Linked DNA regions of Mus musculus: regions 1 and 3 are each linked to region 2. Evidence: chromatin loops called from intact Hi-C (ENCODE). Cell type or tissue: heart. All regions are shown on one strand. Links, peaks and the distances in the headings refer to the core of each region. The heading gives the core; the rest is flanking DNA.

What was found. Hi-C counts contacts between places; a loop is a spot of excess contacts. Peaks named below come from ENCODE experiments on the same cell type or tissue, not always from the same donor. Only the 100,000 strongest peaks of a DNase experiment are listed, where the experiment ranks them.
Region 1: a loop joins it to region 2, with 2.7 times the contacts of the local background. A loop is called at or near these places in 4 of 42 quality-filtered maps.
Region 3: a loop joins it to region 2, with 4 times the contacts of the local background. A loop is called at or near these places in 9 of 42 quality-filtered maps.

What each region holds. Positions count from the first base shown.
Region 1 is chr14:47,390,287-47,400,952 of GRCm38, reverse strand. It overlaps Dlgap5 (DLG associated protein 5), which reads left to right. Exons shown (of 19, transcript NM_144553.2): 12 at 1,273-1,433; 13 at 2,443-2,535; 14 at 4,979-5,198; 15 at 6,636-6,816; 16 at 9,174-9,231; 17 at 10,291-10,510. Among named protein-coding and RNA genes, the nearest start is that of Lgals3, 22 kb to the right of the region's middle. In heart, for the core only: a CTCF peak has its summit at 4,501 (motif pointing right); a DNase peak (open chromatin) is centred at 4,642.
Region 2 is chr14:46,875,204-46,885,869 of GRCm38, reverse strand. Samd4 (sterile alpha motif domain containing 4) reads right to left here and starts at 2,905. Exons shown (of 13, transcript NM_001037221.2): 1 at 2,702-2,905; 2 at 854-1,471. The coding sequence starts at 1,049. It overlaps Gm34934 (a long non-coding RNA gene), which reads left to right and starts at 3,071. Exons shown (of 2, transcript XR_383407.3): 1 at 3,071-4,130; 2 at 4,699-6,910. In heart, for the core only: CTCF peaks have their summits at 2,122, 3,315 and 4,779 (motif pointing left); DNase peaks (open chromatin) are centred at 1,809, 2,189, 3,219 and 4,659; H3K4me3 peaks cover 4,090 bases; H3K27ac peaks cover 3,369 bases.
Region 3 is chr14:46,949,739-46,960,404 of GRCm38, reverse strand. The region is part of intron 2 of Samd4 (sterile alpha motif domain containing 4); the gene reads right to left. Gm52120 (a long non-coding RNA gene) reads right to left here. Exons shown (of 2, transcript XR_003951144.1): 2 at 2,234-10,666. It overlaps Mir378c (microRNA 378c), which reads left to right and starts at 5,477; the gene lies at 5,477-5,575. In heart, for the core only: a CTCF peak has its summit at 4,732 (motif pointing right); no DNase peak of the experiment used is centred there; H3K27ac peaks cover 2,624 bases.

The sequences.
Region 1 (10,666 bases), core at 1,005-9,004, 510 kb before region 2:
CTGGGATTTGAACTCTGGACCTTTGGAAGAGCAGTCGGGTGCTCTTACCCACTGAGCCATCTCACCAGCCCCTTTGTTTTTTGTTTTTGTTTTTTTTTGAGACAGGATTTCTCTGTGTAGCCCTGAATGTCCTGGAACTCAACTCTGTAGACCAGGCTGGCCTCGAACAAAGAAATCTGCCTGCCTCTGCCTCCCAAGTGCTGGGATTAAAGGCATGTGCCACCACTGCCCGGCTCCCCTAATAGTTCTATGCTAGAGAAGTACACAACCTTTATATATTTTGTTTTCTTAATGTGACCTTACATATAGCAGTGTTATCTGGAATTCCTTTAATCTCAGTGTTCAGAAGGCAGAGGCAGGTGGATCATGAATTCAAGGCCAGCCTGCTCTACAGAGCAAGTTCCAGGACAGCTAGGGCTACACATAGGAACCCTTACTCAAAAATAGAAAAACAAAACAAGAAAAATATATATTTGTGTGTGTATGTATGTGTGTATGTGTATATGTGTGTGTGTGAGTGTGTATATTCTGAGTTATAATTATGTAAATCAGTATGAAAACAAATTTTGGCAAAGGTCCTTAGTCCCGTTTATTTGGAGAGGCTATTTATAAAAAGTTACCAGTACAAGGTCCTTGGATAACTTGACTGTGAGGTTGAAGTCTCATAAAGTACAAGGGGAGGGAATCATGCTCATTGTGGAGCCGTGGATGGCTGAGCACGGACACTGCTGACTGTTACTGCATCTTGAAGCAAGGTCCTCATGCTCAGTTGTTTGTTTTTTTTAAAAGCACAGCATTTATTTTATTTTTTTTAAGATTTATTTATTTGTTCTATGTATATAACTACGCTGTAGCTGTACTGATGGTTGTGAGCCTTCATGTGGTTGTTGGGAATTGAATTCAGGACCTCTGCTCGCTCCGGTCAATCCCGCTTGCTCTGGCCCAAAGATTTATTTATTATTATAAATAAGTACACTGTAGCTGTCTTCAGACACCCCAGAAGAGGGAGTCAGATCTCATTACAGATGGTTGTGAGTCACCATGTGGTTGCTGGGATTTGAACTCAGGACCTCCGGAAGAGCAGTCAGTGTTTTTACTTGCTGAGCCATCTTGTCACCCTCTTGTGCTCAGTATTTATGATTAAGTTTTTTTTGGGTAGTCATTTTTGTTTTGCTGTAAGAATTTGATTCTGCGAGCTCGAGGGTATTAGAGGTTAAGACTCAGTTGTCTGGCTTGCTATAAAGGCCCGTTTTCATTTCTTAACTTCTTTAGCTAAAGGTCTTATCCGTACAACGGTTGGTCAAACAAGACTCCTTATCAAGGAGAGATTCAGACAGTTTGAAGGACTGGTGGACAACTGCGAGTATAAACGGGGTGAAAAGGAGACGACCTGCACAGATCTGGATGGATTCTGGGATATGGTTAGTTTTCAGGTATGTGTCAGGTGTGCTGCCCACATCTGCTTCTGACATCGGTAAATGGGATGACAGTAGTTCAGCTACTTATGGTGTAAGGGGTGAGCTCTCAGGACACCCCATGTCAGCTTCACTGCCTTCTCCCCTATGCTGTCAGAGTCTGTGATAATGGTGTGTGTGAGGAGTGAGCCAGTGAAGTTAGGAATTCCTGTCCTATGCTGGGCATTGTAGTTAGAGATGACTGAAAGGCAGAGTCAAGCAGGGCGTGGTGGCACACATGGTGCCAAATCCCAGCTTGAGGCCAGCCTGGTCTACACTTGCAGACAGCCAGGGCCACACAGAGGAACATAGAATCTGACTCCGTCTTACAGCATCCATACTCAAGTGGGCCACGCAGTCACACACATATAACATATACACGTAAGATAAAATCAGTCTGGAAGGAAGGAAAACAGAGCAAGCAGTCAGTTGTGTGTGGCAGCATACACCTTTAGTCCCCTCACCCCGGGAAACTAAGTCTATAGAAGTTGCATTCAGAATTCAGAATTATTAACAATATTCAGGTGCTTTCTACTGTAGAGAAGGATATACATAGGTTACGTGCAAATGCCAGGGAATCTCATGCTCTCTGGTGTGTGTGTGAGTTGCTGAGGACCTGACTTGGGGCTTTCCCTGTGCCAGGCAGGCACTTGAACACACAATTTACAGTGACTTAAACAGCATCTGGGAGGTGGAGGCTGCAAGATTGGGAGTTCCAAGTATTTTCTTGGACAATATAGCAAGTTGTGGGTTTTCCTGGGTTCATGTGAGTCTCCTCTCTCTCTCCCTCTCCCTCTCCCTCCTCCAACTCCCGACACCACCACCACCACTCTACACATAAATCCCCATACACAGGCCTTTAAGTTTAATAACTAACCAGTTCTGGATCACCATTTTCTGTTTATTTGACATGGTCATTCATTTTAGAGTCCTAAAGTAGCAATTTTGACATAGCACTAATTGCACAAACTCGGGCTTTTATCACCAGGTCGATGATGTGAACCAGAAATTCAACAACCTGATCAAACTTGAGGCGTCAGGATGGAAAGACAGCAATAATCCAAGCAAAAAAGTCCTCCGGGTAGGTTTGTGCATCCCTAGCACAGATTCTGCTCTGGTTTGTTTCTAAGAATGTCGTTATTTACGTGGGTGGGTGCTTGTGCCGTGAGGGGCAGCAGGTGAGGGGCAGAGGGCAAGCTGGAGGCATTGGCTCTTCACTTCTGTTACAGAAACTCTGACGCTTCACAGACTGAATTCATATATTGCTTATTACATTCTGATTGCCGTGGGGGCAAGGGAGCAAGGATATACTCAACACAAAATGTAAGACGTGTCCTTCCAAAGAGAAGAAAGTCACAGATGAGTAGTAGACTTGGGGTACCTCGGTGACTTATGCTCCTAGACAGTGGGTGGATGTGCATGTGTTTGGTTTATTCTGAGAGTTGGACCCGTGTTGACATATGTTTGTGGCAGCCTTGTAATACCAGCTCTAGGGAGGCTGGGCAGGGTTCAAGACCAGCGTGGGCTACATAGCAAGTATCAGGACAGCAAGGACTATATAGCAAGACTCTGTTATACACAACCAGAACACACCTCCTATGTTTATGTATTTGCTTGTGATTGCAATAGCAGTAGATAATTTGTGTTTTGTTTATGCTAAACTCTAGATAGTCACATGTTAAGCTTTATAGCAGTCCAGTTGGTTGGGTGCTATAGTCACAGTTTATGATTGAAAATTCCAAAACTCCAAAGATGAAATCATTTGCCCAAGGCTTTCATTCCAGGGTTCCTCATTCCAGAGCCCATGCTCTTAGTGGGCAGATCATGCAAGCTTCTTGTGGGACAGACTGTGGAGTGAGAGACGTTATGTATTTCTTCACTGTGCTTATGAGGTTTTCTATTTTTCCTGTAAATCATGCTTTTTAATCTAATAAGAATCCACTTGGGTTCAAGAGCTGCTCTCTGTTGCACACACAGGGCGGCCTGCAGAGGCTGCGACTCCAGCTCACACAGGGCAGCCTGCAAAGGCTATGACTCCAGCTCTAGGGCCTTGATACTCTCTTCTGGACTCTGGGGACAGGACACCTGCACTCATGCACAGTCTCACACATAAACACCCATGTACACATAACTTAAAGAGCGTTCTGAAGTCCATCGTACACCTCAAATGGACGTTTATCAAACGGTCAGTCTCCTTCTGACACTTTATACTATGTTATGCAAACAAAGCTGCTCTGATTCTGTCTCAGTAAAATAAACTTTATTATTTCCTCTCAATGAGATCACAGTACAAAGATCTGAGAAGAATGGTCAGATCGTTGAACACACTTTACATCTTCTTTAATGGTAAAGGATGTTATTTATAAAAAATGGCTAGTATAATGATAATTGTTTTTTGGGATGGGTCTTACTAAATATCCCAGCCTGAATTCAAACATAGAATCTGTTGGGGTCCAGGAGTCACCCCATAAACCAGGCGAATATTGATCTCAGTTAAACAAGGATGGTTTATTGAACACATACCCTGAGACCGATCAACCAGGGCAACAGCTCAAAGCTGTGCACTGGACATTTCTCAGGGCCAGCTTATAGAGGCTGAAACCACAGTGAGTTCATGCGCAGGTGCTGAAGGGCTGCCCGGTGGTCAGCCCTGACTCAAGCCATTTTAAACATAACAGTTGATATTGATCTTTGATTTGATGGGTCCTTTGTGAAGCTTACAGCTGTGGGATCTAAGATTAGCAAGCCTTATAACATTCAGCACCATGACAGGTTCTGTGGGAAGCATGCCCCCCAGTCTGGGTCTGGTATTTTCTGTGTCAATGACTGGCAGGCAACAATATGAAATAGCTGGTGGGCATGGAACAAAATGGCTACAGCTATGCTGGGGGCGCAGGGACAGGCTTAGCAGAATCCTCCTGCCTCAGCTTCCAGGATGCTGGGATTACAGACTTGCTCCTGACATACTGTGGGTATTTCTTAATTGTGTGTTTAGCTCTCAAAGTAATTTATCAGTGTCTCTATCATATAAGAATTGTAATTCTGCCTGTGACCACCAGATGTCTCTCCTTCTACATTGTTTGGTTGTTTGGAGAGAACTTTATGAAACCTCATCCACCAGCCCCCATCCCCACCTCCTCCAACAAGGGCATACCTACTTCAGCAGGGCCACCTCTAATTCTGCCTTAACAGTTCTGACTGGGGACCAGCCATTCCCACGCATGAGCCTATGGGGGTCGTTTTCATCCACACCATCAGACGCCACAAGGTGGTGCTCAGTCGGTGGGATGATGTCCCCTTAATATCAGCTGGTCCTGAGCTGAAACAGGTGTGCATTCAAGCCATGGGGGACAACATAGTGAGACCCTGTCTCAGAATAAAAGTTAAAAGGGCTACGGACTTAACTTCAGTGGAAGAACGATTTCCTGGTATGCACAGGGAGGGCTCTGGGGTCAGTCCTCAGTACCACAGGAACAGGAGAAGGTGGTAATGAACATACCTTTAATTACTATTTCTCCTTGCAGAAAAAAATTGTGCCCGGTAGAACAAGCAAAGCAAAGCAGGATGACGACGGACGAGCGGCAGCTAGGAGTCGCCTTGCAGCCATAAAGAATGCAATGAAAGGCAGGCCACAGCAGGAAGTGCAGGCCCACGCAGCAGCTCCGGAGAACACAAAGGAAGTTGACAAAATAGTGTTTGATGCTGGGTTTTTCAGAATCGAGAGCCCAGTGAAGTCATTCTCAGGTTTGTAGCTTTGCTGAGACTGAAGAGCGGTGTTTGGGCCAACTGGGGGCTGGAGTGAATGGTGGAGAGTGACTTTCCCATGAAAGAGCCCACACGCTGATGGCTAGAAGTGGGTTCTGTGCTGGCAAGCCTGCGTGCACATCAAATATTGAGACGAGTGCGGGCTTGTGCCTGTTCTCCAAGTGATGCCATAGCTGTCTCTGCCATGCAGTGCCAGTCTGTCTGTGAGGTTCCGAGACAAGCTGGGCTAGGGGTACAATGCAGAGGAAGCAGACCTGAGCCATCACACTTCCCTCAGCCATGCCCTTCTGCACGGGGGTTGAGGGAGTCATCTGTGCTGCTGTGTTTGAGATCCTTGGGGGCAAACTCAGCTTGACATATGGTTAGCAAGCACTTGTCCCTCCAGACATAGCCTCCTTTTCTGAAATCCTCTCTTTTTAGACAAGGCTTGGCTAAGTTTCCCAGGCTGTCCTTGGACTCACACAGGCCTGTAGCTTGCTGTCTGAGCCTCTGGAGAGGATGTGGTGTCGGGCTTGTGCCACCAGCCCCCACTGCGCATCCCTGTATTCAACAGTCTCCTGTACGCTACCCACGTGAGGTCATTCTCTTACCTCCTGCTAGGACTGTGGTTCTGGCAGCAGCTGCTCAAGTGCCATGTTGGAGGAAGCCGAGTATCTCAGCAGTTTATCTGTAATGCTTTCTTGTTCCCCTGTTCCCATGACTAGCCTATGTTTCAGCGGTGTTTGGTAACCATCTACAGCAGGATACAGCTGATGTCTCAACTTACCAGGAAAGACTCTCTTTTGACTCGGGGTTTCTCTGTGTGGCCCTTGCTGGTCACTATATAGACCAGGCTGGCGTCAAACTCACAGAGATCTCTTACCTCTTCCTAAGTGCTGAGATAAAGGTGTGCGCCGCCACTCCTCTGAGTCAACGCTCTTGACCCAAGCACTTGTTGCCTGCGTTAGCTAGGGATAGCCCACTTGCTAATTTACATTATACCTTCTAAAACATTCTTCCTGTAGAGGTGCACCTCTTCGTCTTTCTTTCTAAGTTTTAGTTTGATTTTATGTACCTTTACCTACACTTTGTCCACACCACGTGTGTGCCTGATGCCTGTGGAAGTCAGAGGAGAATATCAGATCCCCGGGACCTGGAGTTAGAGCTGTCGTGAAATATCACTAGGTGCTGGGAACCAAACCTGGCTCCTCCGGGAGAACAGCCAGTGTCCTTAACAACTGAGCCTCTCGGCAGCCTTTTGCATCATAGGCATGGCATATGAAAGCTAAGCACGGGCTAACGTGACGATCCTCTTGTCCCACAAAGCCCCTGGTACTGGACAGTAACAGATGTTGACAAGAGCAGGCTCTGTGCCTCCTCTCTGAACAGAGACTGGCCGGAAAGACTTGCTATGGGGCTTGTTCTTCTTATTTCCAGTCCTGTCTTCTGAACGTCGTTCTCAAAGATTTGGAACACCTCTGTCTGCCAGCAAAGTTGTGCCTGAGGGCAGGGCTGCAGGGGACCTTCTGAGACAGAAGATGCCACTGAAGAAGCCGGACCCTCAGAGCAGCAAGAGCGAGCATGTTGATCGGACGTTTTCAGATGGTCTTGAAAGCAGGTATCTCTTTCATGTGTACTGTGAGTTTAGTGGTATTGACGTGAGCTATCGTTCCATATGGTTAAGCTGGTAAAGTATATATATCAGCCGTATGTTTCTAATTAAACTTCACATGTAACCCTGTAACATGTGGGCAAGGCTTCCTCTTTTCTAAGGAAACAGACTTCAGATTTCAGGTTGGAACCAACTCTAGTGTTGGTAATCATAGCCACTCAGGGGCTGAGGTGGAAGGATTATTTCGCCAGCAGTTTGGAGCCAGCTTTAGCAACACTGCCTGTCTTAAAGCACCAGGACTGAAGTTGGTAAGTGGTCCTGATGCAATTGGCAGAAGTGTACCGTGCAGTACAAGGGAGAGAAGCAGTGTGGTATCCTCTGGTGAGAGAAAGTGCCCAGTGTGTGCAGACAACCTAGACATCGCTTTAGGTCATTAGCTAGCCAACCCTTAGAGTAGCCCTGCCAGGGACGGGGAGAGAAACTTAAGTGGTATCTTAATGAAGTTTAGCTTGTAGTTGCTCAAACTGATCCATTCTCTACACAATTGCATCAGCATAACCTAAGCTGTCCTTCCGGTGGCTCATAGATAAGTGTGCAGCTCATCTGAGGGGGAAGAGGAACCTTAAACAAGTAGGAAATTGTAATCTGATGTCTGGAGAAGATGTTGGACTTGTTATTAACCTGAAGTTTGAAAAATGTTAGCCGGGCAATGGTGGCGCACGCCTTTAATCCCAGCACTATAATGTCTTTTTAAACTTTTGATATATGCCAAAAGCATTTTCATCCTTTAGGGCCTCAAAAATGCTTTTGGTATTATAAAAATCTGTTTTGTAAGATATCAATTTATTATCATACTTTGTATAATTTATTATTAGACTTTATATAATTTATAGTTTATTATCTATATTAAGAAGACCTGTAATAGCAGTTGAGTCATATTGTTACTGGGGCCAGCAAGATAGCTCAGTGGGTCACTTGTTTTGCAAGCCTGTGGCCTTCACACACACACACACACACACACAGCTTTTTTAATGTTCATTTGCAAACGTTTACCAGAAGGCATCTTAAAACAACTTTGAACCAGGCAGTGGTGGTGCATAACTTTAATCCCAGTACCTGGAAGACAAAAGCAGGTGAATCTCTGAGTTCGAGGCCAGCCTGGTCTACAAAGTGAGTTCCAGGACAGCCTGGGCTACACAGAGAGACCCTGACTGGGAAAAGAAAAAAAAAAAACAAAACCAACTTTACAATAAGTTGATGTTTAAGATTCACTTTTATTTATGTGTGTGCGCTACACGTGTGTGGGTCCATGCAGGGGCAGAGGAGGACTTCAGATTTCCTGGAGCCTGACTTACAAGCAATTGTAAGTTGACCAATATGGGAACCAAACTCTCGTCCTCTGTAAAAGCAAAAACTCATCTCTCTGGAAGAGAATATTTTTAAAACAAACGTGAAGAAGTAAAATTTCATTCTGTTTAGTTACTTTGAATGTGTAGATTCACGCATGGGTGCTGTGGCGTGTGTGGAAGCCAGAGGGCGGCTTTCAGCAATCAGTTCTCTCCTCCTAACATTCGAGTGAGTTCCAGGGCTGAGCTCAGATCAGGCTTGGTGGCAGCTCCTTTACCTAGGAGAGATTATGACAGATGCATTGTCTCAATTTGTTTTTTATTAACATACAAATTAAGTGGGTTTGTTTGTGTCATCTTCATGGTTTTGGTTTTTGGTGGTCCTGGGATTGAACACAGAGCCTTCACATTCTGGGCAAGCACTCTGCCAGCCCTGTACTGTGTTCTTCTTTTCAATCACATCTTCATTTATATTTGTTCTGCCTCTGTGTTTGTGGGCACACACATACTCAGATCTAGTGTCTACTTACATTTATGATTAGAATATATTTAATGATGCTATCAAGTAAACGTAGCCAACTTGCTGGCATGGTAGCTCATTTGTAGTTCCAGCACTTAGGAAGCTGAGGCAGGAACATTGAGAAGCCAACCTGTCACACAGAGCACAGCAAAGCTGCCTACACAATTACTGAGCCGCTTTGCTTCAGGACTTGGCCTCACCCTGGCCTGTTCTGGTTATGTGGCTCTGGATCTAGCTGAGATTCAACATTGCAGGTGGAACGGTATTAGACTGAGTGATTGGCAAAGGAAGGGGCCTGTGAGCTTCCAGGACAAAAGGACATCATCTGTGTGGCCATCATACAATAGCTGTCTAGTCTGTATGGATCAACGGCTCCTGGGTCAGGCTCTGTGTTCAGCCCCGTTATGCAAACTAGTGGTCTCCATGCAGGATGGACAGCACAGGTCGGATGATTGTGATGTTTCATGATTGCTGTATAATACCACTGCTTGTTTCAGGTGCCACGTAGAAGACACCCCCTGTCCTGGAGAGCAAGATTCAAGTGACATAGAGCATGTAAGTCCTATTGCAAGGTAGTGGTAGGTAGCCAAGGGTGTCATCTGTTTATGTCAGGCGCTTACTGGAGACACTACAGGCAGAGTCGTCCTCGTTTGCATGTCCCTCAGGTTGTTTGCAGCCATGTTCTCTTTGTATTCTTCAGGCCACATCAAAATGTCTGCAGAACCAGAGAATTAGAGAATCCACGATCTTTGGCCTCTTTAAAGTTCTTTAAGAGTTATTTTATTTATGTGTGTTTTGCCTGCATGTATATCTATGCACTATGTGCATAGTCTCCTGGAATTACAGAAGGTTGTGAACTGCTGTGTGGGTGCTGGGAAGAGCAGCCAGTGCTCTTAACCACTGAACCATCTCTTGCCCTGGCCTTTATTTTTTATAACCAAACGTAATGATAACAATAGCTATACTCATCTGTGTACTGGAACCTTTTTACCCCAGAGTCCTGGGTAACACCAGGTCCAGTTTGCTCTTGTAATTGACCTTCTCTTTCTGAAACTGTGTGCCAGTCTCTGAGCTGAGTGTGGCGCTTGCAGAAAAGGTTGTCTTCATTACTGTGTTGTTTATGATGTACAGGTGGCCTGAAGCCAGACAGTGAAGCTCGGGCTGTTCCTTAGACTCTCTGTTTTGTTTTTTTCCAGATAGGGTTTTCCTGAGTAGCTCTGGCTGTCCTGGAACTTGCTCTGTAGACCAAGCTGACCTCAAGCTCAGAGAGCTCTGCCTGCCTCTGCCCCCTGAGTGCTGTCTTGCATGCTTTATATATTTCTTACTATGTCAGCCTTCTGCTTTTCATATATTTAATAGCAGTAAAACTTTTTTCATTTGTTCCAATTACGAGTGATTGGAATCTATAATGCCCACTTTTTTTTTTTAACTTTTTTACTAGGTATTTTCTTCATTTACATTTCAAATGCTATCCCAAAAGTCCCCCATACCCTCCCCCCCAACACACTCCCCTTCTCACCTACTCCCACTTCTTGGCCTTGTAATGCCCACTTTATGGGTGATTGGAATCTATAATGAGCACATTATATAATGAGCACTACTTTTTGCCTCTAGGATGTAAATAAAATAAATGTCAAGATGGATTGTTTCTCTGTTGAAACGAATTTGCCTCTTCCTGCTGGTGATGCTAATACCAATCAAAAAGAAGCAATCTCAGCTGTGGAAGGAGCGAGCTCTGCAGTCACCTCCCAGGATTTGCTGATGAGCAACCCTGAGACAAATACCTCCTCACAGAGCAACACCTCACAAGAAGAAGCTGAGGCGTCGCAGTCAGGTTAGGTCTTCTCAGATACAATGAAGCCTGGAAAACAGTACAGATGTAGATGGTTGTTGTAGAATTCTGAGAACCAGGTTCTCATGATGAGGGTTAAGCTATTAGAAGCTCACTATAACTATCTCCTACAAACTAGTTTCAGAATACTTTGTTCTT
Region 2 (10,666 bases), core at 894-8,893:
CCTGCCTCCCCCGCAACAAATCGCCAGGTTCTCCCACATCGCCCCCCCCATCTCCAGTCTCCCCTTACAATTTGAGTCTGTCACCACCCATAATGGCAGATGTCAAACCGCTGGAAACGTTCCCACTGTATTTACTTTCTGTAGTGGTTGCTTTGACTATAAATACTAAAAGGTTACTAATAAACAATTTCTTAAAGTTTCCTAACAAAAGCCACACGCTGTGGAGCCCAATCCATGCCTGGTCTTCCCACAAGATCTCTTATCAATGCGGACAACGTCATGACCAGTAAGTGTAGCCACATCACAGCCATGCTGCAAATGTCATTTTAACAGTCTATAGCGTCACCTACATATTATTCGGAAGACAAACCTCTAAAACAGTGCTATCCGTGGGGGTTGAAGGAGAATGAATAATAAAATTGCATTTTCAGGTATTCTTACAGCCTGTCTGAGCTCAGTGACTGAAGGGGCAGTCCTGAGCTTCCTGGTGTATTGCTGAAAGCCAGCGAGCCACGTTACCCGAAAGGGGGGGGGGGGGTGGCAGAAAATCCAGACTCTACGTGACCTGACTTACTTATTTCCAAGGAAAGCGCAGGAGAGAAAAATCAATCATTCATGCTACCGTAGCTACAACACGGAATGGACTAAGGAGTTCACAATGGTCAAAGCCCCAAAGCGGACAGGGGAAGTGAAGAAGGGTCGGGTCCGACGCAGATGCTCAGAGCCCCGGGGCCAGTGAGGACCAGGTCCCCGCGGGTGGAGGCCGGGGGGGGGGGGGCGGGGGCGGAGCCCGGGCTGGAGGCGGGGAGACTGGATTCCCGGGGAGCCGCGGGATCCACGGCCGCGCACTTACCCGGGCTGTTGGCCTCTCCTTCCAGGACGTGCAGCTCGGCGCAGTCGGCCAGCGAGTGCTCCAGGCAGAGCTGAAGGAAGCGGGCCTGGGTCTGGCTTACGCGCTTGAGCAGCGACAGCAGTGCAACAGTCTGCTCGCACTCGTTCCAGCCCTTAAACCAGCCCGCCAGCACCCCGACCTGGTCGCGAAACATCATGGTTAGGGGGCCGCCCTCCGTCTACGAAGCCCCTTGGCGCTCCTGCCCGCCCCAAAGTTTGGCGGAGCCGCAGCCCCGTGGCCTCCCGAGACACGTTCTGGTTCCAAGGTCTCCGGTGCCCGGGCGCTGCAGGTACTGACTCTGCTCCTGCCTTGCTCTCCTCTCTCTATCGGTTCAGTTACGTTCTGGTGGTTCTGGTTGATTCTCCAGAGACGATGACAGACAGTAGCGCGGAGATATTTTAAAAAAAAAAAATAGCGATTAAAAATGTAAATCCCTCGCAAGGCACAAAACTGAATGAAGATCGCTCCTTCCCCTTTTCTCGTAGCTTCAGGATGGTGATTTCCGGCGTCCTGGGGTCTCCTCCCCGCTGGGCGGCAGCTCGGACCCTTCACACCCGCATTCCCAAGCGGCAATCACTACTGAAAGGACAGAAAAAGCTGCAGTGAGACCTCGGCACGCGGACTGGAGCGTCTAGGGGGATCCGGGAGTGAGAGGGAGCTCGGTAGGGGGTGTGTGGAAGCCAAGGCTGGGGGAAGGGGTGTCCCGCGAAGGGAAGTCCCCTAAATTCCAGCCGGCCTCTCCACACTCGGATGCGCGAGCTGAGCTATTGCACACTTCCTTCCCAGGTGCGGGAGGAGACCCCGCGGCTTCCTGTTGCTGCGGCTGTGACCCGCAAGTGCTCCCTGCACACCCCACCCGGAGTGGCCTCTGGGGCTGTGTCTGCGAACGCCAGCACCAGCAACAGATCCTCCCCGCGCTGAAAACTTGCAATGCGGCTGTGAAGGGGCGCGGGGGTGGGGTGGGGGCTAATGCAAAGCAGAGGCGGTGTCAGAGGCAACCAGGGTTCCAGCCTCCTCCTCCTCCTCCTCCTCCTCCTCCTCCTCCTCCTCCTCCTCCTCCTCCTCCTCCCCCTCCTCCTCCTCCTCCCTCCTCCTCCTATTCCTTCCCTCCTATTCCTTCCCTCCCTCCTCCCTCCTCCTCCTCCTCCCGGAGAAGCAGCCGTACGGCTGCAGCTCCATCTACAGCAACAGCCAGCATCTCCGCCGCCAGGCTCCCCTCTGGATTTAGGCCGTGAGCAGCCGCAGCGACAGCTCGAGACAAAAATAAACTCTCCCTATCCAAAGCTCGGCGCGGCTCAGTCAGAGCCCTCACTCCCCAGCGCCGCGCCAGCCCACCCGGGAGGTTTCCCTGGGCCTGCTTGACCCACGACCATCAGATGTGTGTGCGCGCGCGTGTGATTTAGGCATCCTGCCCCCGGTCCCCGCCGCCGCCTGCGGGCCGGAGTGTCCTCGCCCTCCGGTCCCAGGCCCAAGGCGATGCGGTTGGGGGCGCACGCCTTACGCAGGGACCGCGGGAGCCCGTATCACGGCTTTCCCAGGCGGCAGGGCGGACCCCGAGGGAAATGCAGATTCCTCCCTTCCGCACACGCCCCCCAAGGACCTCAAAGAAGAAAAGTTAGGTTTAGGGGCTCTATCGTCCCATCTCAGCTCCCGTGGCGAGGCGAGCAGAGACTAAGCGCCGGACCCTCTGGGGGCCGCTCGCTTCCAGCATCTGACACCCAGAACTTCTGGGTAGAAGAGCGAAGCCCCCGGGAAAGGGTCGGAGGAACCACTGGGTGCCTCGCCCGGGACAGCAGAAGGGACGCTCACCTCCACGCAGCTCATCCCTGCGGCTCGGGGCCCTGCGCGCGGGTCCGGGGCCGTAGCAGCAATCAGTGGGGTTGGGGGCGCTCGGAGCGCGGGCTGCGGGCCATGCCGTCGGGGCTGGCGGCGCGCGGAGAGGGCAGCGCTGCGGGTTCGGGGCGCTATCGCTGCCGCCACTGCTGCCTCCAGTGTCGGCTCGCGAAGGACTGAGCCGCCCGGAGCTCCCCACATGCTACTGATTAACATACACCATTACATCATGGGCTTGGCAGGGAGCGCCCGAGCGGGGGGAGAGGAACCCGGGCGGCGGCGGCGGCACGCGGGGGAGTCGGGGGAGGGGGGGAGGATCCCCGGGCCCGGCGGGCGGCGGGTTGGGGGGAGGGACGGATTCCTAAGCCCGGGCCATAGAGGAGGAGGGAGCCAAGTGGGAGGAGCGGAAGAGCGCAGATTGGAAGATCTGCGTAGAGAAACACAGAAGTTTGGGGAAGGGGAGGGGTCCGGGTGAATTCCTCTCGGCTGCCACCCGCGTGTTCTACAACGGCCAGGGCACCGGAGCCTCCGGAGCTGGGACAGGAGTGAATCCCAACGGAGCTGGACTGGAGCGAGAACGGTGCTGCCACCCGCCGCTCGCCCTTGGGAATGTGGCTCCCCAGGTCCAGTGACCCTTTGGCCTGGGACCTGTGGGTGGCTGACTGGTCCCGTGGGTGACTGACTGGTGTAGACCGTAAACACCCGGAGTCACTGTCTCTGGGGGCTTGGACGGATTCCTGGGGTCTGGGACGCATGAAGTAGCAGAGGGCGGCGAAGGGCACAACGCGCAGGGCTAGATGTGTCTGGCCGCGGTGCTCCACGAGGCCCTTGTCTAGGAGAAGCAAGCAGAGCCTGGTCGATCACCCTCAGCCCAAGTCCGGCGCTGGATGCCCTTTATTTTTGCAGTCCTCCATACCCGCCTCAGGCCTCGCTTTCCCGAGAGGAGGAGGCGGACTTCGGGAGCCTGATCTCAAGCTATGCTTGGCGCGCGGCTGTGGCTTGTGGCCTGGAGCTGTGGCCCCAGGCGCCCTGGGCGACGGGGAGGCGTGGCGAGACCACCTGTCAGCACCACGGAGTTTGGGGGACGCGGCTTTCACCTGTGCCTGCAGAGGGCGGGGCCAGAGGCTGGGCCGGGATTTGTCGCTGGAAGCTCTAGGTCGCCTACTATAAAATGCTTGCATGGGTCAATTACCCAAAAGAAGGGTTGACTAAAAATACCCTAAAGCCTAGACATTTCTGCATCTTCTAATGCGAACGGTCACAAAGGGACTGGCCAAAATCCAGCCTGTTTCAGAAGAAACACCGAGCCTTCGAATTTGTTTTCCAGAGACTTGGGAGCATTTATAAACGAGAGCTGGAAAAGCAAACGTGGGTCTGCCCTGCTCTAGCTAGCACAGTTTTAAAGGTAAAGTGTCCAAGGCCTTATTCCTCCACCTTTCAGCTCCCACACTAGCATCTGGATTTCCAATCCTTTCTTCTACCCTGCTCCTCGGATTTCATGTCTGTCTCGTGTAGGTCCTGTCAGTGTGACAACACCTCCCATCTCTTAGGGTAGTGAAAGGGCTTGTGGGGAGGCACAATGTTTTGCCAATGTTTCCATCACAACCGAGTGTGTGAAGTTTTTAAAGTTCATTATTAACCACCTAGGGGAGGTATCCGCATAACTTGATGAATAGTTTGCTCTATTTAGGAAACACTAGTCCCGGAGTCAGTGTTTGACTTTTGATTTTTTTTTAAATTATTATTATCAAAGAAGCAGGACAGCTTTATAGAGTCCCCGCCCCCCCCCAACCCCCAGCTATTCCTTGGTAGTACTTCTGCCAGGAAATGGGGAAGACACTGAGAGATGGGACCACGCGGTGCTAACTCAGCCAAGGTTTTTAGACGTACCCCAATGGACTGTTGTTGTTATTGATAAAGAAAACCAAAGATACACCAATAACGTAATTATTGTCTTCTGCTACTTAAAACAGGGCTAGTAAGGCAGAGGGCCCAGGCAGACGGGAGTAAAGTTGCAAGCAAGGCGACGAAAGAAGATAGTGCCACCTACGGGAGAAGCGTGGTTCTGACGGCAGCCTTTGACCTAGGGACCAGTGTCATACTTAGTTCATCTTTGAAGTCTTGCTGTTCAGCATGATTTTGCATTTTTTGCTTCTCTTGGTGTTTGCTTAGCAAATAATATCCCTGGAAAACAACTAAAATGTTCAGGTGTTTGAACGATGATTGATTCCAAAAGGGTCAGCTCCATACTTACAAGGGCAGAAGAGGATTTCTGACTATTGTTTTATTATAGTAGGTATCCCCGAAGAGCCTACGTTTATGTCATTTCGATGACGCTTCTAGAAGAAGTAAGATAAATTACCAGACAGCCCAGTAAGTAAAGCACCTTTTGCAAGCTTGAGAGACAGTGTGACTCCACAGTGCCCACGTCTACTTCCAGAAGCCTCCCGGAAGCCCGCCTAGCCAAGACAGTGTGCTGCAAAGTTAGAGAAAGACTGTCTTTAAAAATAGGGTGAGAAAAACATAAGACACACAACGTGGGGGTGGGGGGGTGGGGGAGTACCCACATCAGATAAATTTATAGAAGCATTAGAGCTGTCTATTTCATGAATTGGAAAACATTTGCAAATCTCTGCATAAATTATATGGTCACTTTTCACCCAACCATTCAATGAGTATGTATGGGACACTTATTCTGTGCTGGGTCCTCAAGAAGGAATGCTAAAGACAGATGGCAATCTTCATCCAACATGGAAGCTTATATGACAGAGGAGTATTTACCATATAAAGAATTATATGAACGAAATCTACATTCCTCAACGTTTGTAATTATTTAATATATTAAGAAAATATAAATATTCAATATTCATTGTATATGGCATATAAAAATGTGTGATATTACCGTAAGGTGTGATTTCTTCCCTAACAAGGTAGGGCTTCTGAGGATGGTTGTCTTGTTTCTCTCTTTTCTACAATAAGCTTAGAAATGAAAACACAACATGCTGCATGCGCTCACGACTGCCGTCCCCAAGTTAGATGTCCTTAAGACTTGCAGTGATGATGTTCATGTAGAGCGCTGTCCCACAGCCTGAAGGCCCTGCACTGGATTCCTAGCACCACAGAGGAGAAGGGAGCACTGCACTGTAAACCTTAGGTCTGCCCCTCCCAGCAACAGATGCTGAGCCCCTTGGGCTTCTTCCTACCGTCTCTTCCTACGGTCAGGACCCAGGCTCCCCCCCTCAGCTCTTAGCTTCCTTGACAGTCCAGACAACATTTACATTTCAGATTCTTCAGGTTGGCATATAAAGACTAGGTTTTGAGCATTTTCTGCCTCTTTGGGCTCCTTTTCAATAGATCTACTAATTCATTCAACAAGAAGCACTTATCAAATATAGAGCATTATGCTGGTCACAGAGGGATTGGAAGGTAGGAGAAGCAGTGATCTTTTGACTCTCTAACTGAAAGCCCGAAGTGTATTTGTGATATACATGTACAGATGCATACACACACACACTAAACACACACTCACGCATATGCAGTATCAAGTGGGTCATGTTGAGGCAAGATTCAGAGTTGAGAAAGCCCAAAAGAGGCAGGCCTTCTGACAGGAAATGAAGAAAGCCACCATGGTTCTGTTACCTTCTGAGTCTGAGCTAGTGTTAATGGAATGAATTGCTTTAGCCGAGATGGACAAAATTTTAAACATAGCTGACAGCCAGTAAGACGTGGATGTATAGATATTGTTTGTATCCATATGGTTTCTGGAGAAGTCCATGTTTGTGTGTTTTAAGTCCACATTCATTTTGGCAGTAGGTAAGACAAGGCGAGCAAAGGCCCTCCTCCATCTTGCAACTGAGTGTCAGCAGCAAGCCATCCCATGGTCTCTAAGTTAGGAATATCCCTTTCTGGATGACCTGGTAATACAATTTTTAGAACTCTTCTAAAGTAAAAGCACTATTAGTGTAAGACAAACAGTATTAAAGTATAAGATAGACAAAAAAATGTTTATTTCAGCATCATTTGAAATAGCAAGAACAGAATAGAATCATGGGTCAGTAAACCTTCAAATGTCTACCTCAGTGCACATGTTTTTGAAAGTAAATTATATTTGAGAACAGTGCTTCCAAATGCAACAGATTAATGGACACCTCGAGGTGCATATAAGTAAATTAACATGTGAACAAATATAGCCAGAGTATCAAGGGTAGGATGGGTACTGAGTGTTTGCCAGCTAATGTTCCAACTTTTCAACATTTAGAAATCCTTACAGTAAGAGATTCAATAGGAATAGGCCAATGCTATACAATGGCCTGGAAATTTTATGCTCCAAAATCTATCTTACAGTTCTATTTTTGTGATTAAGAAAGTCAGCTCTAATGGGTAAGGAGGTTGAACATTTTTAAAGAAACGGTTCTTCTATTTGTGTCAGGAAAATTCAAAAGCACTCTGAGATTCCTTCTCACTCCAGCAGAATGGCTGTGATCAGGGAAGCAACTGACAAGTGCTGGCTGGAAAGGCTGCAGAGTGTGAGGATGTATCCACTGCTGGTAGGGTATTAACTAGTGCAGCGACTATGGAAATCAGACTGGGGGGGGGCAGGTCCTTCAAAGTGGGTAAGAGGTAACTAGTGTGTGACCCAGCTTCCCTACTCCTGAGCTTCTCCCAAAATACTGTATCTGCCACTGAGATACCCACACACCCATGTGTTCTGCTGTTCTGTTCACAATAGCATGGGAATGGAGCCAGCCTAGCTGTCCCTCAATGATGACTGGGTAAGGAGAGCATGACATATACGCACAAGGGAATGTTACTCAGTTGTCAAGAAAACTGAAGCGATGAAATTTACAGAAATAAGTGTTGTAACTGAAAAGGATCATATTGAGTAAGGTGAGCTAGTCTCAGAAAGATACAAATGTCATTTGTACCATGGAAGTGTAAAGGAATTAGGGATGGAGGGGGAGCCCAAGGGAGATAGGAGGGCCAAGAAGAGGAGAAGAAAAGGAACAACCAAGACATATTCTTGAAAACTGCTATAATGAGATTCATTTTTCTGTAAGCCCTAAGTCATTTCCCAACCTGAGCCCCAGCTTTATTGGTAATAACCCAGCCTCAGTGCCATTATGACTAATAAATTCCTCAGTACATCTACATTGCTTACAATGATGCCTAGAAAATACTGTCATTAATTAAGATTGCTTGAAAGAAGGTGAATGGAGTTAAGAGGAGCTAACAAATTTGTCTTTCTCCATCAGAAATATGTGTGCATTAGTGTATATGTGTGCGATAGTGGGTATATGTGCAATGGTGATATATGTGTGATTATGGATATGTGTGCAATGGTGGATATGTGTGCAACAGTGGATATGTGTGCAATGGTGGATATGTGTGCAACAGTGGATATGTGTGTGATTGTGGATATGTGTGCAATGGTGGATTATGTGTGCAATGGTGGATATGTGTGCAATGGTGGATATGTGTGCAATGGTGGATATGTGTGCAATGGTGGATATGTATGGAATGGAGAGAAGAGCACAATACAGAGCACAGTGGGTGTGTGTGTTTGTTTTAATGTTGAATGCAACTGAAGAAAAACCAGACAACTCCAGAAACAGGGACAGGCTCCAAGATAGCTGACCTAGAAGAATAGTAAATTAAAAGAGACAAAAGGCACATAGCAACCATAGGCAGAGTGTACTTTTTTATTGCATTCAGATTTGCAAAAATAGCTAAAGAAGACATTTGGGGGACAGGTGGGAAACTGAGCACAGGCCGAAAACTAGCTTGTATTGACTTTGTTCTTGGTTTCGTTAAATGTACCAATGCCCCTGTGGCTCTAGAGAACATCTCCATTAAGGGATGTTCATGCTGAGGTGAGGTTGAGAGAGCATGGTGTTTGTCTCAAGAAATAAATATGGAAGTAATTGAGAAAAGACACCTACATCAACCTCAAGACTACTCATATAGGTACACCAACAAATGCACACACCAGCTCACTAATGAGTACCCATACTACTCTTGGAAAGTATTATTAAAGAGCAGAGGAGATGGCTCAGTGGACAAAGTAAGGCCTGAGTTCAGATCCCTAGCACCACGTTGAGAAGCTGGGTGCAAGCATGTTTGTTTGTAATTCCAGCCCAGAGAGGCAAAAGCAGGAGGATCTCAGGGAGTCTCCCTGGTCAGCCAGCCTCTGCCAATTGTGAGCTTTAGGGTCAAAGAGAGACTCTGGGCAGGAAAATAAGGGGAAATGCACATAAGGGGACCCCAACATTGATCTCTGGCCTCCACACACGTTCATACATAGGCATATACCACATACAGTACTGTAGAAGCATAGGCAGGCAGACCTCTGTGAGTCTGAGGCCAGAAAGTCTATATAGCAAGCTCCAATCCAGTTAGACCTCTGTAGTGAAATCATCTCAAAAAAGAAAAGAACTGTTGTGTGCATGTGTATGTGTAGAAATAATAATGTGAGCTAGGAATGTCGCTGGGATGGAAGAGAGCTCCCCTAGCATCCACAAGGCTGTGGGTTCAATTCTCAGCACCACATAAGCCAGATAGGGTGGTATATGATTTTAACTGCAGCACTTGGAAAGTAAAGGCAGGAAATCTTCAACTACATAGCAAATTTGTAAGTTCTTCTGCACTCCACCTGTATGAACCCGAACACACCAGACATCTCATATAAGTGGAATGGAACAATATTTGTCTTCTATGGCTGGTTTAGCATAGTGCCCCGAGTTGGAACACACATCAGCCCCTCAGTCCTTCCTCTCTGCTGTCTCCAGCCCCTGGCTCGGAGAGTTGAAGAGAGCAGGCAGTCAGCGTGCGAGGCTGCACATCCCATGAAGAAAGCACTGAGCATCTTCCCTGGAATAGAGTCAGATGAGAAAGCTTGACTCTGTTTTCCCGTCAAAGACTTAAATACACTGTCTTTTTTTTGACAGATTTGTAAACAATATAATTCAAGCCAATTAACTGATAATGCTAACCAAATTCAGGAAAATACAAGCAAATGAGGCTCAGTCTCCAAGACAAATGCAGATAGATTCACACTTCTTAAAAATAAACAAATGTGTGAAGCATTAATTATAATTTTTACAGCGGAACATCTCATAATGTGTCATAAACTATTGGATAGATGCAGTCAGAAGGTTAACTGTAAGCACTGCGAATCCTGTTCGCAGGATCTATATGGGTCAGGATCTAAGAAGTGGGAAAAGGCCCGTCCTTAGATTGGCACCAAGGAAAGAGGTAGACATAGCTCCTACTGGAGGTCATCAATTCCTTCTGCCCCAGAGCGAGTGGTGGTGCACAGGCCTGGTGGTGCACACCTGTAATCCAGCCAGGGACTTGCTCTATAGCCATATGATTTTCTATATAGCAAGAACAAGTCTCAAGAAAAAAAAATAACAGGAAAAGAATTTCCTGACTCTTTTCCACCTGAACGTATAAGTGAAATATGCTCATAGTTTTAAGTAGTTGACCTCCAAAACAGAAGAACAAACCTAAAGCTATGATTTTAGACCCTAAGATTCCGAGTACACGGTCATCTCTGCATGACAGGAACGGTCCATACTTTCTCCCAGGCAGGCCCCACCGTTGCCCAGGCTTCATTAGATTTAATGATGACCGATCCTTCCTATAGATGTCTGTTGGTATAAAAGACAATGTGATGCAACCAACTTCCCAGGAGGAAAGGTTTGCTGGGTTCACAGTTTCAGGGAACTCCACCCATGACTGAGCTGCTCCATTCCATGGCTTTGGGACCACAGTGAAGCACAAAACAGAATAGAAACAGTTCTTCTCTTGGCCAGGAAGTGAAAGAACCAGGCCTGAGCCCTCCTGTCCTATCAAGAGCCCTACTGTCCTTCAAATGACCTGAAGACTTCTCGTTGGGGCTCACCATTTTTGCTTTTCTTTTTAAATATATTTTTTAAATCC
Region 3 (10,666 bases), core at 1,013-9,012, 74 kb before region 2:
ATTTAAGTTCCAGCTACTTAAGATGAAAAACCTCCGTTCCTCGGCCATGCTAACCTTGGCTACTTATATGTGGTTAATGAGCCTCTATGCTAGCCTGTCCTATCAGCATGGAAAGGTCTCCTGAAAGTGCTACAACTTACCACCTTCCCCCAACTGAACCAACAATGAGTAAATCACATGCCCGACAAGCCCTTCAACCAACCTGTTCTCCTTAGGCCCCAGCTTTTCATTTTAGGGAGCTCCTGAGATCCACCCCCCAATTTTCAAGCAAAAATTAGATTGTATGCCCTATGCTACATAAACTCAATTTTTATTTCAGTAGCCTTATTTACTGTGCAAATATTTACAAACTAATATCGATCTCTTCAATGCTGGCTTGGCTCTTATGCCTTTTCTGTGCCAAACACAAAAGAACATGTTTTAATAAAGATGATAACACATTAGGAAATGTCCAGGCTTCAGAGTTCTCCAGGCCTAAATCTATGCTGCCAATTATTAGCCTGGGGGCTATGTAATCTTTTAGAATTCTCAGTAGAAGCTTCTACTTAAAGTAAAAAAGTTTTCTTATAGTGATAATTAAATGAGTGTATATCTGTAAATCACTTAGCCATAGGTTATACATGGCTTCTGTCAGTGAGGCTGTTGGCAGTACATCAATTACACTGAAGAGTAATAAAAACAATAAACTTAAATATTACAGGAGGAGGCCGAAAGCACACTGGGAAGGAAGTTCAAATGTAATCTCTTGCCAGACAGGGCTAAATGAACATCTTCAGCTGCACTGTAATCTGTATGCCTTCAATATCGAACCTTGGAAAATAGTTTTAGAGTACCATGAATTCAAACGTTTCCATTCTGTCTACTATATAAAGCGTAGATTTTTCCACCCCTTTGGAAAATTTGTCTCAGGAATGGTGAACCCATACTTGGCAAGTTGAACAGGTTTCCACTCCTTAAATGCTAGAAGGGTGATTTTACTTTAAAAGTGAAATGTCTGTGGAATGAGGCTCAATGGGGAGGGTAGAGCTCACTGTGCCGGTCTTTTTGAAAACTCCCAAGGAACTGCAACAATAACAGGGCTGGAGGGCAGGGGATTGTAATCCAAACCACATGAATATTTGTCTGCACTGAACGTGTCTGAGTTCATCTCAATGGGAAAAGAAAATAGGCAACGCCTTCCACACTTTTGGAGAGGACATCTTTCCTTGCTTTCAATAGCTGAAGTTCAGGGTCAAATATATTTGTATATGACAACTTTTTGCTATGGCTTCTACATGCCCTGAGCCCGAGTCCTCAATGTGTGCAGCCTACACCAATAGCAGCAGCAGCTGGGACCAACTGCACCAGAACATCATCTCCTGCCCCAGGCTCTCACATATGCACAGTCCCCACAGTGGATCCCTGGTGCCCCAGTGTGGAAGTACAGTTCTGCCCTCTCTTTGAGGTTCATGTGCTCTATATGTGAGGCAGCTCCAGTAGTGACATCATTAGTCCTTCCTGTGGACAGACGGGTGTTGAAAACATCTTCAACTGCTTCTTACCTATACTGACGCATAATGGGTTCAGTCTATTTGACACAGACTTGACTTTCTGCTGTGCAAATGAATGGCATCACTTATAATGTTAATCAGATCCTAGGTAATGGGACCTTTGTAATCAGTCTCTGGTAACCAAAGGTAGGCTGCATGAAGAAAACGAATCTCACGATTACTTATTTTGTCTACCATACAGAATGGAGCCCAAGGGAAACTTGGCTCAAAATTATATGGTCTAATTTACTTGGCCTTTATAATGAGAATTACTTATTTATGATAAGAGATGGGGTAATATGAAGGACAGAGTAACCCAGTTAATTTAGGAAAGCTCCATTATCTTCTTTCAAAATCTCTTTTGATTTTATTATTATTATTAATGAAATACCACTGGTTATATGACAAAGAAAAAAGAAAGACACAGGGACCTTTCTGCAGGTGTCTTGCAAAACATAACATTTCTATGTTTTTTAAAGGGTGTGTGTGTGTGTGTGTGTGTGTGTGTGTGTGTGCGTGTGTGTGTGTGTGTGTGTGTGTGTGTGTGGGTGCTTTGCCTCTATACATGATTGTGCACCCTATGGGTGCCTGGTGCCCTCAAAGGCCAGAAGAGGGCATCATATCCCATGGGACTAGCATTACAGACTCTTGTGGGCCACTATGTGGGTGCTGGAAACCAGACCTGGATCTTCTGGAAGAGCAGCTTTAACCAGTGTTTTAACTATTGATCTATCTCCCCAGCTCCAAGACACAATATTCCTAACAGTCACAACTCAAGAATAGCCTCATTCTCTGGACTGCCAAATTCGAATGATTACATACATGTGAGGACTTGTGAGCAGGAATGCCTTTGATGCCTATTTATTTATTTATTTTTGGCATTTTTCTGAAAGATCCAAAACAAAATGAAAGTTCTTTTTAATACTCTGTTGCATCTCTAAGGTTGACAGTTAGCTATATTTTTGCAATTCAAATGTATTCCCCAGAAGAGTGTCATATTTATTTTTAGTGGGAGAAATAAAATTCGATATGCATAAATTTTACGTCTTGTGCTTTCTTAAAAACACGATTTAAAGTTTTTTCCAAAGAGGATTGTTATGCTCTTTTTAATTAAGATCGCATAAGGAGTCATTCATAAATCTATTAAAATATATATTTAAAAAGTTGAAGGCCAGGCAGTTTCAGAAAGGAGAAACTGTAACTCTCAAGTCTGGGCAGCCAGGGTAGGACAGCACAAGTTTGCTCATTGTCTCTTAAAGCCTCAGGTCTGACAGTTTATATAACTTCATAGACATTGTAAACAATTTTTAAAGCTGTACCAGAAAGAACTTTAAAATACTAAGTCTGCACTTGAGGGTCCTTAACCTTGGTATCCACTCCATAGACTGTCCCATAAGAAGCTCAGGTGGGCCTAAGGAGAAAAAGCAGTCTTTAAGGAGTAAAGTGCACAAGGACCCGAGTCTGACCCCTGAGGTAGAAACATGGTGGTGTGCTGGTAGCCCCGGCTTTGCAGAGATGTAGGCATGGTGGTGTGCTGGTAACCCCAGCTTTGCAGAGATGGAGGCATGGTGGTGTGCTGGTAACCCCAGCTTTGGGGAGGAAGACAGGAGATCACTGGTCAATCGGTCATCAGGCTGAATAATACTTTGTCTCAGAAACCAGTGTGGACAGCACCTGAGGAATGACACTCAAGGTTGATTTCCAGCCTCCCTGTACATGTTCACTGGCACACACACATGTATACATACATACGTGTAGTCACACACAGATTAACCTTTAGGTAACAGCTCAAGCAAACATGGCATCCACTGTGGTACACACAGCATGTTACCTTATTCTCACATGGAATGGTTCATTGACATTACAGTAGACACCATGGGCAACCTCAACTCTTGGCCATCTCTGCTCCTGCCTTGTTAAAAGTCATGTCATCTTGCCTGTCATCTTGCATTCCTGCAACGACACTCCACTCACACACTCAATTCCCAAACCGGATTGTACTCGTGAACACACTACAGTTTTATAAACTCAGGAGTCCACTGGAACCAAAGTTGAGTGTCATCACCCAGGCCCACTAAACAATTGGCCTGTGGTTGGCAGATAGATAGTAGGATGAGATTACAGACTTGAATGTAGTCTGCCCAGTCTGGCACCTCCAGTTATCAGTTGTGGGATGAATCCTGCTGAATTCCCCCCTCGTGACATGGCAATGAAAGATAATGCCCAGCTGGTAAAGCACTGAAGATCAAATAAAATAATTGATGCAGAGAAAGTAGCCAACTACCTGGCACCTAGTAGGTACCCAATAAACCTTACCCATTATGAATCAGCATCTAAGTTAAGACACTGCACAATTACAGCTATGGCATCCTTTCAACACCTGATGATACTCCTGTTTTAGAAGAGTTGTGTTCACAAGTCTGTGACAAAGTAGACGTCTTGGTCAGAATGACAAAGTTCCCTAACACAAAAGTTGTACTTCGCCTTAGCTTATGGCTGGCAATCAAATACACATCCCAGTAGTTAGCTCTCAAGTTTCCGGGTCACACAAGTGACCTTGCATTGATTGCTTCCCCACAGCTGCCACCAGGACATTTGTCTTGATGCCGCTTCCTGACTTCACCATGTCCCCAGTTCAGCGTAAAGCGGCCTCCGAAGCCTCCATTAAGACCCTCTTTTCTCCTACTCTTTGGTACAAAGGCTGGCTCCTGTTCTCTAGGCTGAAAGTGAAAAGAGACAGAAAGAAATAAACAAAATCCTGTGATTAATTCTCTTTCAAATCTAAAGGAAGTAGTTTTTCCACTCTTGTCTTAGCAGACAAGAAGTAATCAAATCTCTCTGACCTGCTTAACAAAACATTCTTTGATGGCACACACAGACTCGGCAGGGACTGAAGGTTTAAACATACCTGGGATGCTTGACCGCACATACTTCTCCAGCGGTCTTTTAACACCACAGAACTCCCAAGAGCACACTAATCCCTGCGGCCAGCCTAACTGGAAATTAAAGTGGTTAAGCACATGGTCAAAACATTTCCAGAATATTTTTGAATAGGTCACGAGAGCTGATAACAATGTACTGAGCGTTCACCTGCATAGATTTGAGCCGAGAAGACTCTCTAGCTTAAGTCTGGTATTTCCATAGTGGACAAGCATGTGCTAGCATCCTTCTCAGTGGCACTGGGACAGTTAAAAACACAGCCAGTTGAGGGCGTGAGGCTTACACTTTGTCAACAGTGCTGACATGGAATGTTCACTGTTTGTGTTGACTTCCACCAAGCACAAGTTTACTCGGGGAGTTCCACAAGTAGGGTAAGTGTTTCTGGAGTCTGACTTTCTGTATGCTCCCTTTTCTGTGGTTCCCTTTCATTCAGAGATGTCGAGAAGGCAGAATAAGTGAGCCAAAGAGAGCAAAGGGTACCTGGGGGTCACGGGGCAAGGGCTTGTTTGAGGATATGGGATCAGGCCTTAAGATGCTTCAGGGCCCTATGGATCAGAAAGGACTCTCCTTGGAGAGGCATTGCCAGGGTGACTGGAGGGTGAGGGCAGCAACACCTGCTCCCCCTTTAATCCCAGAGGGCTTGTTCTCACTAGCCAGGGTGCCCTTGTATTGCACTTCCTCCTGCAGGATGACTACCAGCCTCAGCAGAGTTTCATCTGCATTACCATGACCTTTGGCTCCACCCTTAGTGAGATGTCAGGAGGGAACTCAAGCCTAACCTGGGAAAGCAGACATACACTCTTAGAGAGAGACTCAGAATTAATATCTACCATTTGGGGAACTTAGAACTTGTTGACTTTTTGGTAAAATCTCAGAAGATTGATTGTCTACTGGGGAGGGGGACACACACACACATGTACACATATGCATGCACACACACGCACACGAACCATGTGCACACATACATGTACACACCCACGACCCCACATAGAAAACCAAAACAAAACTATACTGGACTTGGAGTCAGAAGCCTTGGGTTTGAGGACTGGGCTAGCCTCTCATTAGTTGGGTGTGTTAAACCCAACATGTAGTCTATCTGATCTGGAAGGTTTTCAAATATAAGTGGAGAAGAGCCAGTGCCTCGTAGGGCTGTTGTTATATGGATTCAATGCAAGAAACAAAACAAAACAAAACAAAACAAACAAAACAAAACAAAACAAAAACTCTGTAACACTGCTTTCAAAAAACTCATGAGTGTAGTTAAAAAAAAAAACAGAAAAGAAAGCATAAAAAGACTATCCTGTAGAAGGGATCCTGAGCCTGAGTGATGCAGGCCTGTAGCCTCAACTACTACAGAGACTGAAGCAAAAGGATTTCAAGTTAAAGGCTAGCCTGAGCTAGAGTGAGTTCAAATCTAGCCTAAGTAACTTAGAGAGACCCTAAATGGGGAGAGGGGACTGGGAGGGGGCAGCGTAGTGGTAGTGTTTGCCTAACAACACAAAGACTGGGTTTAATCCCAAGTACTGAAGGGGAAAAACAAAAAGAAGAAATCAGTATTGCATTAGATGTGTCTCAGTGGAGATACGGGTTGTGATCTATGAAACGGTAGCATAAAGACACAGGAGGATCTTGCTTATAGACCCGGTATCTTCTTGGAAACATTGGTGATGAAAGGGACACTGGTGATGGAGCCATTACTGGGTGACTATGGCATATCTGGCATTATTTTGAGAACTTTCCATGAATTGTCTCTTGTGTGCATGTGAAAAAAAAAGGTTCCTGGGAGACAGAGAGAGAACTGGCCTGCATGTGAAGGCCCTAAGACAGCCCCAGGTGTTAGCCCTGACCTTTTCCACCCTGTTTGAGACAGGGGCTCTCCTTTATTCACCACTGTGTCTCCCAGGCTACCTGGACCTGGAGGTTGCCGGGGTTCTCCTGTTTCCACCTTCCTCCTTGACACACGAACACCGGGATTAGATATACACTACTACACTAACCTTTACCTGGGTTCCAAGGGTTCAAAGACAGATTTTCATGGCCGCATAGCTAGAGCTTTACCAACAGAGCCCACAACCAAGCCCTACGCACACTGTCTGGTCCATCCTAAAGATAACTGTGAGTGAATAATGCCACAGAGCCCACAGGCAGGAAAGCAAGCAAAGGCTGGGATTCCCAGCCCTCATCAAGGGGGATTTCCTCAGCATGTACTTTCTTTTGAAGAGATCATTGTCTCAGATGATAAAAGTCTTAGGAAGTAAAAAAAAGGGGGGGGGGGAGGACCCTTTATTCACCAAGACTGAAAGAGTGCAGAGAGGCAGGGTGAGAGCAAGGGAAACACTAGAGGAGGAGAAGAAACCTGCAAGAATCCTATTGTGAGAGGAATTCTTTGTAGTGGAGACAAAAATGAAGTCACCTATGTGGAAGGGGGCAGTAGGCAGTTGAAAATGTAATTGTTGAGAAATTGGTGCAGACACGCCATGGCATTGTCCCCCACAGCCTGCCCCAAGGCACCAAGCACACTAATCAACCATGAGGTAAGACCTACTGCTGTGACAATGGAGGGCTAGAGTGAGGGCACATTGGTGAAGCTCCTGCAATCCCTGAAGCTCTGTGCTACCTCTAAGCATTCAGCACCATTCCTGTGAGCCAGTGACTGGAAGAAACAGCTAGGGCTCACTGTCACCACCGGACTGCTGATGAAAAACGAAAGTCTGCAAACAAGACTGCCAGCTTCTCCCTAGGTAAGCCAAAACCATCTACATGCAGGAAAGAGGCTCTTTCCATAGGGAACAGGCAACATCCGTGGGAGGGTCCCATACAGGACTGTCTGATAAAAGCACCAATGTTAACAAGGACCCCTGACATCCCAAACATAGGTAAGATACTTCACAGGCTAGCCACCAATCTCTATGGTTGCAAAAATGAAGTCACAAAACCAGAGTGCAGATGGAAATCCCCAGAACAAATACCAAGTTGTCAAGTGCTGGGGGTAGGTTGTAAGTTTCCAGGGAAAGAAAAAACAGTGGTGATATGTTTGGTTTGTTCCCCTGGAGGAGCAGTAACAGGAACGACCCTTCCCTGGCGTGGCTCCAGTATCACGTCTTCAGATATTGGACTGAAAACATGTTGCAAACAAAATCCCAAAGTTATATATATTTTCAGTCAAATACAAATATTTTGCTTCAATTCTTCAATTCATGTAGACTTTCTGGCCAGACACAGTCTGTTGAAAAGGAATTCTAAGGATCTAGTATTTTAAAGGGAAAGTCAATACCAGAATGTCAGATCTTTCAATGTCCTTCCTTGTTGAGAAGCCAGATAAAGAAGAATCAGGAACCAGCAGCAAGGGTGTGAGTATATGTGTGTTTCAACTATTGCTCATCACACACACACACACACACACACACACACACACACACACACACACACACACCCTACCCGCAGCTGTTGCTCAGGACATCTCATTGAGATAGGCAAGCAGCAGAGTGAGTGTGCTGGTTAGTTTGAAATCCCTGAGCAAAAGATACACACTCAATCAAAGCCGACTAACAACCAGCCATAAAGGGAGGTGTTGGCCACTGCTGCTTTATGTGGCCCAACTGATGGTGGCCATGAAGAGTGTCCCTACACAGGTAGCTGACCACCCTCCTAGACCTCATCTGGCCCTTTCACCCCTGACCTGAAACCTTCGTAGGTGATGTGTAAGATGCATTAAGGGGGGTAGAGGATGCAGATGAGAAACGCATGCTGAGGTGTCCTTCTGAGTTAACCTACATCATATTTCCCCCCATGATCAAGCCTGCAGATGGGAGTGGTAAAGCATAATCTCACATAATCTCATCAGCAGATTTACAACGAAGGCCATTTTTCAGTAACAGAGATGAAGAAACAAGAGGCAGGAGGTATTAACGTGCCGGGGTCTGTTAGCACTGAGGGGTAGGGGTCACAAATCTAACTGGCTGTGTCCTCGAGCTTAGTGAATCTGGAGCCTTCAGACCCACAATAAGACAAGAGAGAGGACTTCTGTGCCCTAAGGTGAAGAAACTTGAACATGGTCAGATTTTCTTTAGAAAGCACTAAGTTTCCCAAAGCCAAAACAACCTGATCGGCACAGGGAGGGATTTTTCTTCAACAACGTTTAAAAATTGAGCTGCCAAGTGTCTGCTCTCGTGGAACGGCCATGGATCCAGACAACAAAATGAACTTTTCAATTTCGAGCCTGGCTGGAAATTATTACAACTAGTTGCCATGATGATATAAATTAGTTTGGGGATTCTGCTATAACTCGCCGTGTGCTCTATCCTGAGACGGTAGAGAACACTGTAATAAATGACTGGCAATCGCTTACTCAGATTTGCTTGTTGCTCAAAGAATGATAATGTTTTGCTTACAGATGAGTCCGATTTTAAACCGAGAGCTGACAATTCATCACAACTTTTCCTTTCCTTTTATGTTTATTTGAAAAGAGAGAATATATTTAACGCTAAAAGTCTTCAACAACCCTCACTGCGTTGAGCTGCTCACAGAACGCCAATCTTCTAGGATTGTACTGCCTTTGTTCGAGGCAGAGATGTGAATACACCCAGGGATTTGTGGGATTGACAGGACCAACTCTGCTTGACAAATGGAGAAGATTCCATGCCCCACACGAACGGGAAACATCAGGTTAGTATGTTCTTCAGACCAGCTGCCGTGTGTGCTGTGGCTCTCTGGTAAAGTCCCACAAATCACGAGGACTCACAGTTGCCCAAAGCCTGTGGCATTCACCAAGTGGCTGGCTGAAGCAAAGACAAGACTTTGTTGTGCTCTGGGGGAGCAGAGTGAGGCCTCCATATGTTGTCATAATCTCTTTGCTACAAAAATAGCTTTGGGGATTGAGAAGGCTTCCAGGAAGGAAGGAAGAACAGGAGCCGGCCATTTGGCAAGTGCTTAATAAGGTGGAGGCTTTGGGCAATGACTGGTCCACGCTGGTGCCTGAGACCATCCTTAAATAACCGTGCAATCCATTACCACAGGGGTTGTGGGGTCTGAGTGTTGCTTATTGGTGGATAAGAAATCCTTAATAAAAACTGCAAGAATTCAAGAGGTCCTGAGTGGCACATGAAACAAAAGAGAAAGAAATCTTATCTGCTTGGGAGTCCCAAAGGGCCATTTAGGACTGGTTTAATGTAACTAGTGTCACAGAAGGGTCAGAGACACATCGCTGTGTCACTCAAAGTGCTATTTCCAGCCTGCTCCTTTCTCCGTGCCTGGAGAAGCAGGACAACTGGAAGGAGAGGCGTCCTTCTCTAAGGGAGGAAGTGGATGCTGCACTCTTTGGGACCTTGGGGCCTCTCTCTCCACTCCTCTGCACTGCCACCCCAGTGCTGATCCTCAGTATCTCTCTGGGTGACAGGAGGAGCCTGACCACCCCTCAACTCACAAGCTATGGCTCCCTTTCCACATTCTTTCTAGGCTTCAGGTATTCTGTGCGCCCTGGCTTCGTGCCAGCACTGGCAACGCCTGATAATCCCTATACCTCTTCCTGCCTCTTAAGTCCACAACTCAGCTCCCGTCCTTATCTCTGATCTATCAGTCCTCAGTCCCCTCGTGAGCTCATGTGGTCTTTCGTCATATAGATGGTTACAGACAAATAATTCTCAGATTTATTTACCTACCATGGTCACTCTCCCTTGAACTCCAGACTTGCATATCCAGCTGCCTAGTCAACATATGGCCTTGGCAATGTAACTACCATCCACGACAATATGCCCAGACTGCTTTTCTGAACTTCACCCCAGGCCCTTGGTCTCCGTTGATGAAATCTTCACCCCTCTAGTTGTCCAGGCTAAAGATCTGGGGAGTAATTCTTAACTGTTTCGCTCACACCCTGTATTCAGTCCTAGGAAAGTCTGATGCCTGCCTTCCAGGGAGATCCTATCCAGAACATGGCCATTTTCCACCGAAAGTGTCAGCCTAGAGTGACCCAGTATCATCTATCTTACTCCTCCAACCTCTTAACTGGTCTACCCATTTCTCAAAAGAGTTTTTCTCATATCCAAAGCCAAATTCCACTTTTTAATGTCTAAGTCATGGGGGCAGGGAGATGGCTCCATCAGCAGAGTCTGGGCATATAGCACTTGGACTGCCAGCATCCTCATGAAAAGCCAGGCCTGGCAGCAGCTTGCACGTGTAATCCCAGCACTGAGATTGAGACT